2 separate regions of the Homo sapiens genome follow, and region 2 is linked to region 1. A link is an interaction called in ENCODE POLR2A ChIA-PET data of the cell type or tissue named here. Cell type or tissue: K562. All regions are shown on one strand. Links, peaks and the distances in the headings refer to the core of each region. The heading gives the core; the rest is flanking DNA.

Evidence for each region. ChIA-PET counts read pairs that join two places held together with the same protein. Peaks named below come from ENCODE experiments on the same cell type or tissue, not always from the same donor. Only the 100,000 strongest peaks of a DNase experiment are listed, where the experiment ranks them.
Region 2: POLR2A ChIA-PET joins it to region 1 with 5 read pairs; 13 of 35 experiments call an interaction of 5 or more read pairs at or near these places.

What each region holds. Positions count from the first base shown.
Region 1 is chr9:5,685,515-5,690,905 of GRCh38, forward strand. RIC1 (RIC1 partner of RAB6A GEF complex) reads left to right here. Exons shown (of 26, transcript NM_020829.4): 3 at 4,445-4,524. Among named protein-coding and RNA genes, the nearest start is that of INCR1, 58 kb to the left of the region's middle. In K562, for the core only: no CTCF peak of the experiment used is centred there; a DNase peak (open chromatin) is centred at 2,797.
Region 2 is chr9:5,610,598-5,615,988 of GRCh38, forward strand. The region is part of intron 1 of INCR1 (interferon stimulated noncoding RNA 1); the gene reads right to left. Among named protein-coding and RNA genes, the nearest start is that of RIC1, 16 kb to the right of the region's middle. In K562, for the core only: no CTCF peak of the experiment used is centred there; no DNase peak of the experiment used is centred there.

The sequences.
Region 1 (5,391 bases), core at 62-5,061:
AGCAATGGGGAAAGGATTCCCTATTTAATAAATGGTGCTGGGAAAACTGGCTAGCCATATGTAGAAAGCTGAAACTGGATGCCTTCCTTACACCTTATACAAAAATCAATTCAAGATGGATTAAAGATTTAAATGTTAGACCTAAAACCATAAAAACCCTAGAAGAAAACCTAGGCATTACCATTCAGGACATAGGCATGGGCAAGGACTTCATGTCTAAAACACCAAAAGCAATGGCAACAAAAGCCAAAATTGACAAATGGGATGTAATTCAACTAAAGAGCTTCTGCACAGCAAAAGAAACTACCATCAGAGTGAACAGGCAACCTACAACATGGGAGAAAATTTTTGCAACCTACTCATCTGACAAAGGGCTAATATCCAGAATCTACAATGAACTCAAACAAATTTACAAGAAAAAAACAAACAAACCCATCAAAAAGTGGGCGAAGGACATGAACAGACACTTCTGAAAAGAAGACATTTATGCAGCCAAAAAACACATGAAAAAATGCTCATCATCACTGGCCATCAGAGAAATGCAAATCAAAGCCACTATGAGATATCATCTCACACCAGTTAGAATGGCAATCATTAAAAAGTCAGGAAACAACAGGTGCTGGAGAGGATGTGGAGAAATAGGAACAGTTTTACACTGTTGGTGGGACTGTAAACTAGTTCAACCATTGTGGAAGTCAGTGTGGCGATTCCTCAGGGATCTAGAACTAGAAATACCATTTGACCCAGCCATCCCATTACTGGGTATATACCCAAATGACTATAAATCATGCCGCTATAAAGACACATGCACACGTATGTTTATTGTGGCACTATTCACAATAGCAAAGACTTGAAACCAACCCAAATGTCCAACAATGATAGACTGGATTAAGAAAATGTGGCACATATACACCATGGAATAGTATGCAGCCATAAAAAATGATGAGTTCATGTCCTTTGTAGAGACATGGATGAAATTGGAAATCATCATTCTCAGTAAACTATCACAAGAACAAAAAACCAAACACCGCATATTCTCACTCATAGGTGGGAATTGAACAATGAGATCACAGGGAGACATGAAGGGGAATATCACACTCTGGGGACTGTGGTGGGGTGGGGGGAGGGGGGAGGGATAGCACTGGGAGATATACCTAAGGCTAGATGACGAGTTAGTGGGTGCAGCGCACCAGTATGGCACATGTATACATATGTAACTAACCTGCACAATGTGCACATGTACCCTAAAACTTAAAGTATAATAATAAAAAAAAAGAATATGTTAATGAGGGATCTTGGCCTGTAGTTATAATGTCTTTGTCTGGTTTTGTTATGAGGCCTCATAAAATGAGATAGGAAGTGGTTCCTTCTCTTTGGTGTTCTGGAAGAGTCTGTATTCAACTGATATTATTTATTTCTTAAAGAGTTGGTAGAATTTACCAGTGATGCTGTCTCAGCCTAGAATTTTCTTTGTGGAAAGGATTTGAATTGGAATTATAATTTCTTTAACAGACATTGGCTTTTCAGGGTACAGATTTCTTTTCAGTGAACTTTGGTGGTTTGTGTTTATCAAGGAATTTGTCCATCTCATCCAAGTTGTTAAAATTATTGTCATATTAATAATGTGACCTCATTATTCTTTTAATACCTCTAGAATTTGTAGTGATATCACCTCTTTGATTTCTGTTAGTGGCTCTTTTTTGCCTGATCAGTGTGACCAGAAATATGTCAGTTTTAGTGATCTTCTAAAACAATAACAAAAGAACCCCAGATTTTTATTCATTGATTTTATTTTTCTGTTTTCTATTTCATTGATTACCACTCTGATCTCTGTTATTTGCATGCTTCCCCACCCTCCACCACTTGCTTTGGATTTCGTTTGCTCTAGTTTAATTTGTTTCTAGTTTAAGGTAGAAGCTTGTCATTGATTTGAGATTTTCCTTTTTTTCTAATATAAGTATTTTAAGGCTGTAAATTTCCTCTTTAGTACTGCTTTAGCAGCATCCCACAAATTTTGGGATGATGTATTTTTAAAATTTCCCTTTTTCTCCTTTGATTCATGGGTTATTTAGAAGTATGCAGTTAAGCTTCAAAATATTTGTGGGCTTTCCAGAATTTTTTTTATTTGTTTCTAGTTTTGTTCTATTGGGATCAGGAAACATATATTATACACATTTTATTTTTACACACGGTATAAACCCCAGCATACACTGCTATTATTCTTGTTTTAAAGCCTGTTATCTTTTAAAGAAATTTAAGTGAAGCAAATGAAATTTGAATTTAATTAAATATTTTTTTTCTGACTCTTACCCCTGTCATGCGGAGACTCTGTTTATATGTATATTGGGCTACATGAAGTTGTTCCTCAATTCACTGATTTTGTTTCTGTTTTATTTTGGGTTTTTTTGTGTGTGTGTGTGTTTCATTATGGATAATTTTTATTGCTGTGCTTTTCTGATCATTGTCTAACCTGTCATTCATCCAGCCAATGTCTTTTTCATCTCAGATATTTTAGTATTTCTGTTTCTAGAGTTTTGTTTGAGTTTTCTATATTGCCTAACCTTTGGAACATACAGAATATAGTTCACATTTGGAACATTATGAAATATAGCAAAAGGTTTTAATGTCCTTTTGTGCTAATTTTAACATCTGATTGAGTTATGCATTGTTTTGATTGGTTGATTTTTCATTATGTCTCATGTTTGTCTTACTCTTCCTGGACTCTTCAGCTTCTTCTCAACTCTGGAAGTCTGCCAGGCTTTGTCTTAGTGCGCCTTCTAAGTGTGCTGACCCAGAAATTCTCACAAGGCAGTAAGCTGGGTAAGAGTAGGAGGGTCACTTCAGTTGTTTCTTATCTCTCAAGGATGACTGGCCTTCATTGCTTGATGCCAGTGTTTTGAAAAGTATTTCATAGATTTTGTCTGTTTTTGTTGTTGTTGTTGTTCTTGTTTTTTTATGTGTGAAACCTTTGTTATGATTTGATTTGAAGCCATTTTCCTTTTGCTTCCATACTCTCCATATTGCAAGAACATAAAATTGCACATAAAGAATTAGAAAGATGATCTTATCTGAAGAATTTTCACCCTTTTGTTTTTGTATCTTACAGTGTTGAAACTCTAGTTTCAAATACATTATAAAATAGTAAAGTTAATGGTCAAAAAGAAAGCAAACCACCTGGTTTTGCTGAAGAAACTAAGTATTTTCTTGGTCATTCCTTTGAAAAACAGGAAGCCAGAATTAGAAAGTAATTTGAAACCTTGGATAATTTCTTGGTTTTCTTTGGTTCTACTTTGAGTACATGCCCACCTCCCTCTAAAATGATAGGAATTCAGTATTACTGTAAAGTAGTTTGGGCAAAACACTGCCACTTCACTCTGTTAGGCGTAAAAATGTTTGGCTGGAAACAGCTAAATATAATATTTTGTACTTACAGAAATGTAAAATGGTTGTTTGAACTTCACAAATGTATGTATGTCATGACGCAGATGTATGTCATGATCATGTAATAGCACTGTTTTTAATACAATTTCTTTTTTTTTTTTTTTTTTTTTTGAGACGGAGTCTCGCTCTGTCGCCCAGCGGGGAGTGCAGTGGCGCGATCTTAGCTCACTGCAAGCTCCGCCTTCTGGGTTCACGCCATTCTCCTGCCTCAGCCTCCTGAGTAGCTGGGATTACAGGCGCCTGCCACCACGCCCGGCTAATTTTTTTGTATTTTTTTAGTAGAGACAGGGTTTCACCACGTTAGCCAGAATGGTCTTGATCTCCTGACCTCGTGATCTGCCCGCCTTGGCCTCCCAAAATACTGGGATTACAGGTGTGAGCCACCGCGCCCGGCCTACAATTTGTTGTTAAAAAATATTTTGTTAACTTAGAAAAATGAACTAGCTGATACTCAAATTTTGGAAATTAAAGGTTTGCTCTGTTTTATGTCTGTATCTGGGGCTATATTTTGTAGTAAATCAGAGACCAAAAGATTGTTTTTGAAATATATAAATATGCTGTTCTGAAGTTAATACTGTGTAAATTTTGAGTAGAGTAAGCGTTTTGTCTTAAAGGTGTAATAAAGCCATAAAGTGGCATTGTTGCTTTATAAACTTAGAATAATAATTTGCCATATTAGTGCAGAGTTCAAAAAGTACTATATATTTTGCAAAATAGTCACTTACTCATTATTGAATAATGCAGTTACTTGAGAGTATGCATGTCTAGAATACTTTATGAAGTACTGATTTCACTGAAAGATTTTGAAATCTGTAAAAACCCTTTTTTTCAACATGGGTTATATTAAAAAGTCGCTTCTATTTGCATAATTAGGCTATAATTCTCCAAGGGAGGGTATTGGAGAATAAATTTTTTTTCGAAGTAAGAATTTATAAAATTAAAATTCAGGGTTACAGTTATAGCCTTACTCTTTAATTCATGATTAATAAAATTTCTCTTTCAGACGGCAAATGGATACATCTTGTTTTTTCATATTACATCTACAAGAGGGGACAAGTACCTTTATGAACCAGTGTATCCCAAGTAAGTTTGTTGCCTTTCATTCTTTTAATATGTGATTTGCATACTTTATATTCAGAAAAACATTACAGTTTTGAGTTGTCTGTAGTGATTAGAATAAAACTAAACCAGCATTTCCCAAATAGTATTTAAAAAATTACCAGGTCTTTGAACTGTCATTTCTTGAATAAAGAATTCTTTAAGTCTGGGAATCTTGATGATAAACTATATCAAGACTATTTTCTTGGGTATTCAGAATGACTGTTAATATATTCCAGGTCTAGCATTTCTCATTCCTTATTAGGGAAGAGCTAAGAGATCATGAGAGGAAGAGTTGAAATGTTGGTAAGTTACAGGTACTTTTGCATGTGCTTTTGTATATGCATAGAAAAAAAAGAACCTCAGACAGTTATTACCTCTTGGTTTAAATTTGGGAAAAACGTGGACTTTTGCCCTTTACACTGTGTAGTTATGTATATTTTGCATTCTTTTCCTTATAGCAGGCCTTAACTTTTGAAATAAAAGAACATACAATTGTAAAGCATTCCATCTTTTTTTTTTTTTAATCAAGCCATAAAGCCAGATAAAAATATAAGAGCATTTATCACATTTCTAGATGGTGGAAGATATCCAAAGTTTAATAGGTATATAAGAAATTAGAAAGACAGATTTTACTGTGTGAAAAGTTTAAATTTTTGAATATTAACAGAAAAAAAGAAAAACATTAACAGCAAATAACTTGGGAAAAATATTTGTGGTAAATAGGGCCAAGTCTTACTACTTTTATATAAAAGAGATATATAAATTGCCAATAAGCACACAGAGATTCCAGTAGATAAATAGGGAAAGTAGTCTCATTAAAGGAAATACTGTAACTAACAAACTCAAGAG
Region 2 (5,391 bases), core at 315-5,314, 75 kb before region 1:
GACAGAGATTGGGGTGAAGGAATTTTATTAGGGAGTGTTCTTGGGATCAAACCAGTCCACTGCCTGGTCTTAGGACAATAGTAAAGAGGGGAATAGCGCCCTCCCCCACAGGCCAAGGGAAGACAAAATTAGCAGGATGTAAGATCTAGCTATTCTTCCCCATGTGGAGATTCTCCTTCCAGTGAACTTTGGAGAACCGTTTATTTTTATTAAGAAAGGCAACATTTTTTGACATGTACAAAGCACTTTCCTATATTTTTATTTTTTAATTTTTGATTTCCATAGGTTTTTGGGGAACAGGTGGTGTCTGGTTACATGAGTAAGTTCTTTAGTGGTGATTTGTGAGACTTTGGTGCATCCATCTCCTGAGCAGTATACGCTGAACCCAATTTGTAGTCTTTTATCTCTCACCCCCTTCCCACTCTTCCTCTGAGTCCCCAAAGTCCATTGTGTCATTCTTACGCCTTTGCATCCCCATAGCTTATCTCCCACTTATGAGTGAGAACATATGATGTTTGGTTTTCCAAGGGAAGGCAATATTTTTATTAGGGGTCTATAAATATTAGTGGCTGTTTTTTAAAATTTGGTATTTCAACTGTAGTCTTCATGATCAGTGATTTAGAAAAATACCATATTGTACTGAAATAAATTTGCTATATATTTATTTCAGATTCTATATTAAAAATTGAAAAATTAGTGTTTTCTGCTGTTTGGAAAATACAGTAAATTTTCTTCTCTAAGTTTTCTTTTGCTAGAGTTTTTATGTGATGTCACGGGCCTCTCCATGCCCTTTGCATTCTCTTCCAAAAATCTGTTCTTGCTGTCAGTTAAGTGGAAATGGTTAGCAACGAAGCAAAATCAAAGTGGACCCACCCAGCTTTTATATCCTGCATGGCTGAGCTTTAATGAAAGTTTGAGTTTTTCCAAAAGTCTGGTCTCTACTGACTGGGAATGAAAAACATTTGGAAAAAAATGCCTTGAGCATGTGAACCATGTAATTTCATTTGAACTAAGGAATTCCAAAAATACTTTGCTTATTGGAAGGGCAGTTATATTGCTGCATTAGAACTTGATATTGAGAAGGATAAGTACTAGTTCTTTTCTCCCTTTTTCTCATAAACATTAAAAAACTTAGACTGAGTGGCTGGGTAGGAAAATAGTGTAAAGAGGCTAAGTTGGACCACCAGGTGGGCTTGCTCTAGAACCTATTCCTTCCTTAGGAGATCCATCTACTCTTCCGGGTTCCATAGAGCCCCACGCAGCTTGAAGCAACCCACTCTGCACTGATGACAATGCAGGGCTTCATCTGGCCATATCTTGATGACTACTTGAACTGAGGCCCAGTCCTTTAGTCAGTTCTGCTCACCGACACCAGTGTAAATGCTATGCCAGTAGCAAAACTGGAATTGCTGGGTCCCTGCTGGGCAATCTGGCCAGAGAACAAAGTAGGTCCTGTTCAGTTTTATGTCTCCATGAGGGGATCAGGTGTTAATATTATTAACTAGCATTTTTGGGAATATGTACTATGTGCTAGTCACAATACTGGATACTTTTACATGGATTACATTATTCAATCTCCGTAACAATCCTCTATGGAATTTTGAAGCTTAGAAAGGTTAAGAAATCAGGTTTTGAAACCAATCAGTCTGACTCCAAAGCCTTTGATCTTCTTTCCTATTTTGTAATCCCTGGCTTTTAATCATGGGTCTTAGTGTACTAGATTGGGATCACAGATAGCAGTGTGGCAGATACAGTTGGTGCCCTGCCCATGTCTCCTGAGCCTTACCAAGTGCCAGCAGCTGGACCATCTTGCTTAATGGCCTTCTCTGGTGGCTGGAGCTCCATATGTGAGCATAGGTTTGAGGAGATGTAATGCCTTAAGTGCAGCCTTTAACTAATGATTGATAGGAGTTGGGGTATGAATACTTCAGCTCCTTTGCTACTCTGGTAGAGTAACTCAGAGGCATGAATTTTACACTGGTACCCAAAATTCTCCAGAGGGATTAAGTCCATTACCCACAGTACTAACCCACTTGAAAACATGCCCTTTTTATTGATTGCCTTCCCTCTTTGTCTCACTTCCCTTGCCCATATTTCCTGAGATCACTACCCAAGTAAGCTACTTGTGTACATATTAATGCCTTAGGATCTGGCTTCTGGGGGAACCAAAACTAAGACAAAGAGCAAAGAAACGGTGGACCTATGAAGAAGGAGGACCCAGTTGGAGTGGATGGGGCAATGCTGGAAGGAAAGCATGGGGTTGCAGTCTCTAGGAAGAAGCCTCTGATGATGGTTTCCTGTTCTTGAAGCTGACAGTGTCATTGTGAGACAGGAGACAAAGGTTTTGGGGGATTATTGAATATTGACACACTGGATGGTTCTTTGATTGCTTGATTGAATGGAATTTCTTTCAGAAGTTCTCTCTTGGTCTGTTCTTTTCAAATGTATTCTATATTTACCCAAGTTTAATAAGAAGAGATTCCAGAAAATGCAACCATTAATAACTGGAATAATGAAAGAAAATGCTAACACGTTAAAAACAGAACATTGAGTAAATGGTCATAAGTAAATGAAAGACAAATGTATATATATAATTTTGGAGGATGTATAATTTACTCATATGGCCTGAATGTGGTAATACTATGTATCATATTTCATGCAAACATAAACTGAATGAGGCTTTTTTTTTTTTTAAGACAAAGTCTCCCTCTGTCACTTAGGCTGGAGTGCAGTGGGGTGATCTCGGCTCACTGCAACCTCCGTCTCCCAGGTTCAAGCAATTCTCCTGCCTCAGCCTCCCAGGTAGCTGGGACTACAGGCGCGCACCACCATGCCTGGCTATTTTTTGTATTTTTAGTAGAGACGGGGTTTCACCATATTGGCCAGGCTGGTCTCAAACTCTTGACCTCGTGATCCACCCACCTCGACCTCCCAAAATGCTGAGATTACAGGCATGAGCCACTGCGCCCGGTCAATGAGGCTCTTTTATACCACTTTTACTACACTTATAGGATCATTTCTCAACTTGTGACTCTATCATCTTTACTGATTAACTGGACATCCAGTGGTGCCCAAATTTTCAGGGAATAACATGGGCATGGGCAAAATCTTGCCTTGTTAAGGTTAATGGTATTGTAAATTGTTAACTATTGCATTTAGGTCGGGCATGGTGGCTCACCCCTGTAATCCCAGCACTTTTGAGTGGCCGAGGCAGGCAGATCACTTGAGGCCAGGAGCTTGAGACCAGCCTGGTCAATATGGTGAAACCCATCTCTACTAAAAGTACAAAAATTAGCCAGGCATGGTGGCAGGCACCTGTAATCCCAGCTACTGCAGAGGCTGAGGCACAAGAATCACTTGAACCCAGGAGGCGGAGGTTGCAGATTGTGCCACTGCACTCCAGCCTGGGCGACAGTGAGACTGGAAAAAAAAAATCAATTGCATTTACACATTTTAATATCTGTCATTAATTTTATATATTCAACTTCATGTCCGCATTAACCAAGTTTTGCCTGAGACATCATACTTAAATTTACATGGCTGTTATAATAATCTGAAACAAATTGGTTTTTGAAGCAGTCGCTTGGGGTATTGTTAACACATTCATGAAGAGCAAACTTAGAAATGCCCATTATTTTTTATAAAATCTGTAGATTCAGAGAGGAAAATAAAGTTGTAAGTAGACATTTCTTCTTCTGAATACTCCAACCACAAGAAGGAACTGTATGAGCAATAACAGAATATTTTGAGATAATCTTTAGAGTATCTAAGCACTCAATCCCCATTCATTGAGTCTTGAAGACGCCCAATATGCTCACCACATTCCAGTCAAACAGCACTTTCACCAGAGATTTGAGTTACAGAGCTGGATAACCCCTCAATGCTTTTTTTTTTTTTTCTTTAGATGGGGAGTCTCGCTCTGTGACCTAGGCTGTGGTGCGATCTCGGCTTACTGTAACCTCTGCCTCCTGGGTTCAAGCAATTCTCCTGGCTCAGCCTCCCAAATAGCTGGGATTACAGGCGTGCACCACCACACCCAGTTAATTTTTGTACTTTTAGTAGAGACGGGGTTTCACCATGTTGGCCAGGCTGGTCTTAACTCATGACCTCAAGTGATCCACCCACGTCAGCCTCCCAGAATGCTGGGATTACAGGCATTAGCCACCACGCCCAGCCACCCCTCACTGCTTTTTAACAAATACTAACAGGTAAACTGTTTATCTGCTTGATCATAGAAGAACATGGACTCAATGATGAAGTATATATAGGCAATGGTCAACTTTGTTTTCTAATCCACACATACAGCTGATTTAAACCCATGTTTTCATTTACTGGTCAAGATAAAAATATGGAGGGAGTCTTGCTATTCATGCAAACATTTTTGTCTTTACCACACAGGAATCCTCAGAAAACCTCTGAGAACAATATGTTTGCTTGGAGTTAGAGAGGTGTCCAGTTAGGGGAGATGTTGGGACACTTTGCTCCCTTCCTACAGAAGGGATTCCCAAGTCCTACAGAAGAAGATTCCCCTCTAATGGAAAGCAGCACGTAGTGGCAGCATAAGCTAAGAAAACAATCAACTCCTAGGAAACTGTGGAGGACAGTAAGAGCCTGTAGCGCATTACAATGGGCATCCTGAGAAAGTGACCAGGGTACAGGGAGATTCTGCCTTTGGTGTATTATATATTAAATGATGTGGATGGATTAATGTTGTTAAAATATGGAGACTTCTTCCCCCGCCCTTACTCTTCAGCCCCAGTCCCTCCCCTCCTCACCCCCTTCAAAAAAGAAAGAAAAAAGAAAAAGAAAGAAAGAAAATGGTGTTAAAATATGATCCTATTGTTAAATGTTAACTCTTTGATTCATTTATAGCCTTCAACATCATACCTGGGTGATGTGATTCCTTCTTCCCTCTCTTACTTTTACATCCATGGATGTATGCCACAGAAAGATCTACAGCACTGTTTATTTTCAAGAATTCACATGACCCTTTAGATAAATTATTGTTTTCATTTTTGCCTAAGATACACAAGATATTATTCTCCAAGTAAATGTGAAAATACTGATTTCCTTCATTTCTTTAGCAAAGTAATTTTATACATGAAGGATTGAGTAAAAACAAATACCTTAGGAGTTAAAAAAAATGTAGTTAATAAGACAGCCTGACATAAATTATTATATACATTTAGTTGGTGAGAAAATAAGTTTGTGGAAAGAGATGGTATAGTGAAGTTGATAAACTTGGGGATTCTGGGTTCAAGTTTTGACTCCATCACTTTCCAGCTCTGTGAGCCTTGAGCTTCTCTAAGCCCCAATTTCCTCATCTGTAAAATGGGGATAATATGTATCTCATGTGATTGTTGAGAGGATAAAAATTAAATAATGTAAAAT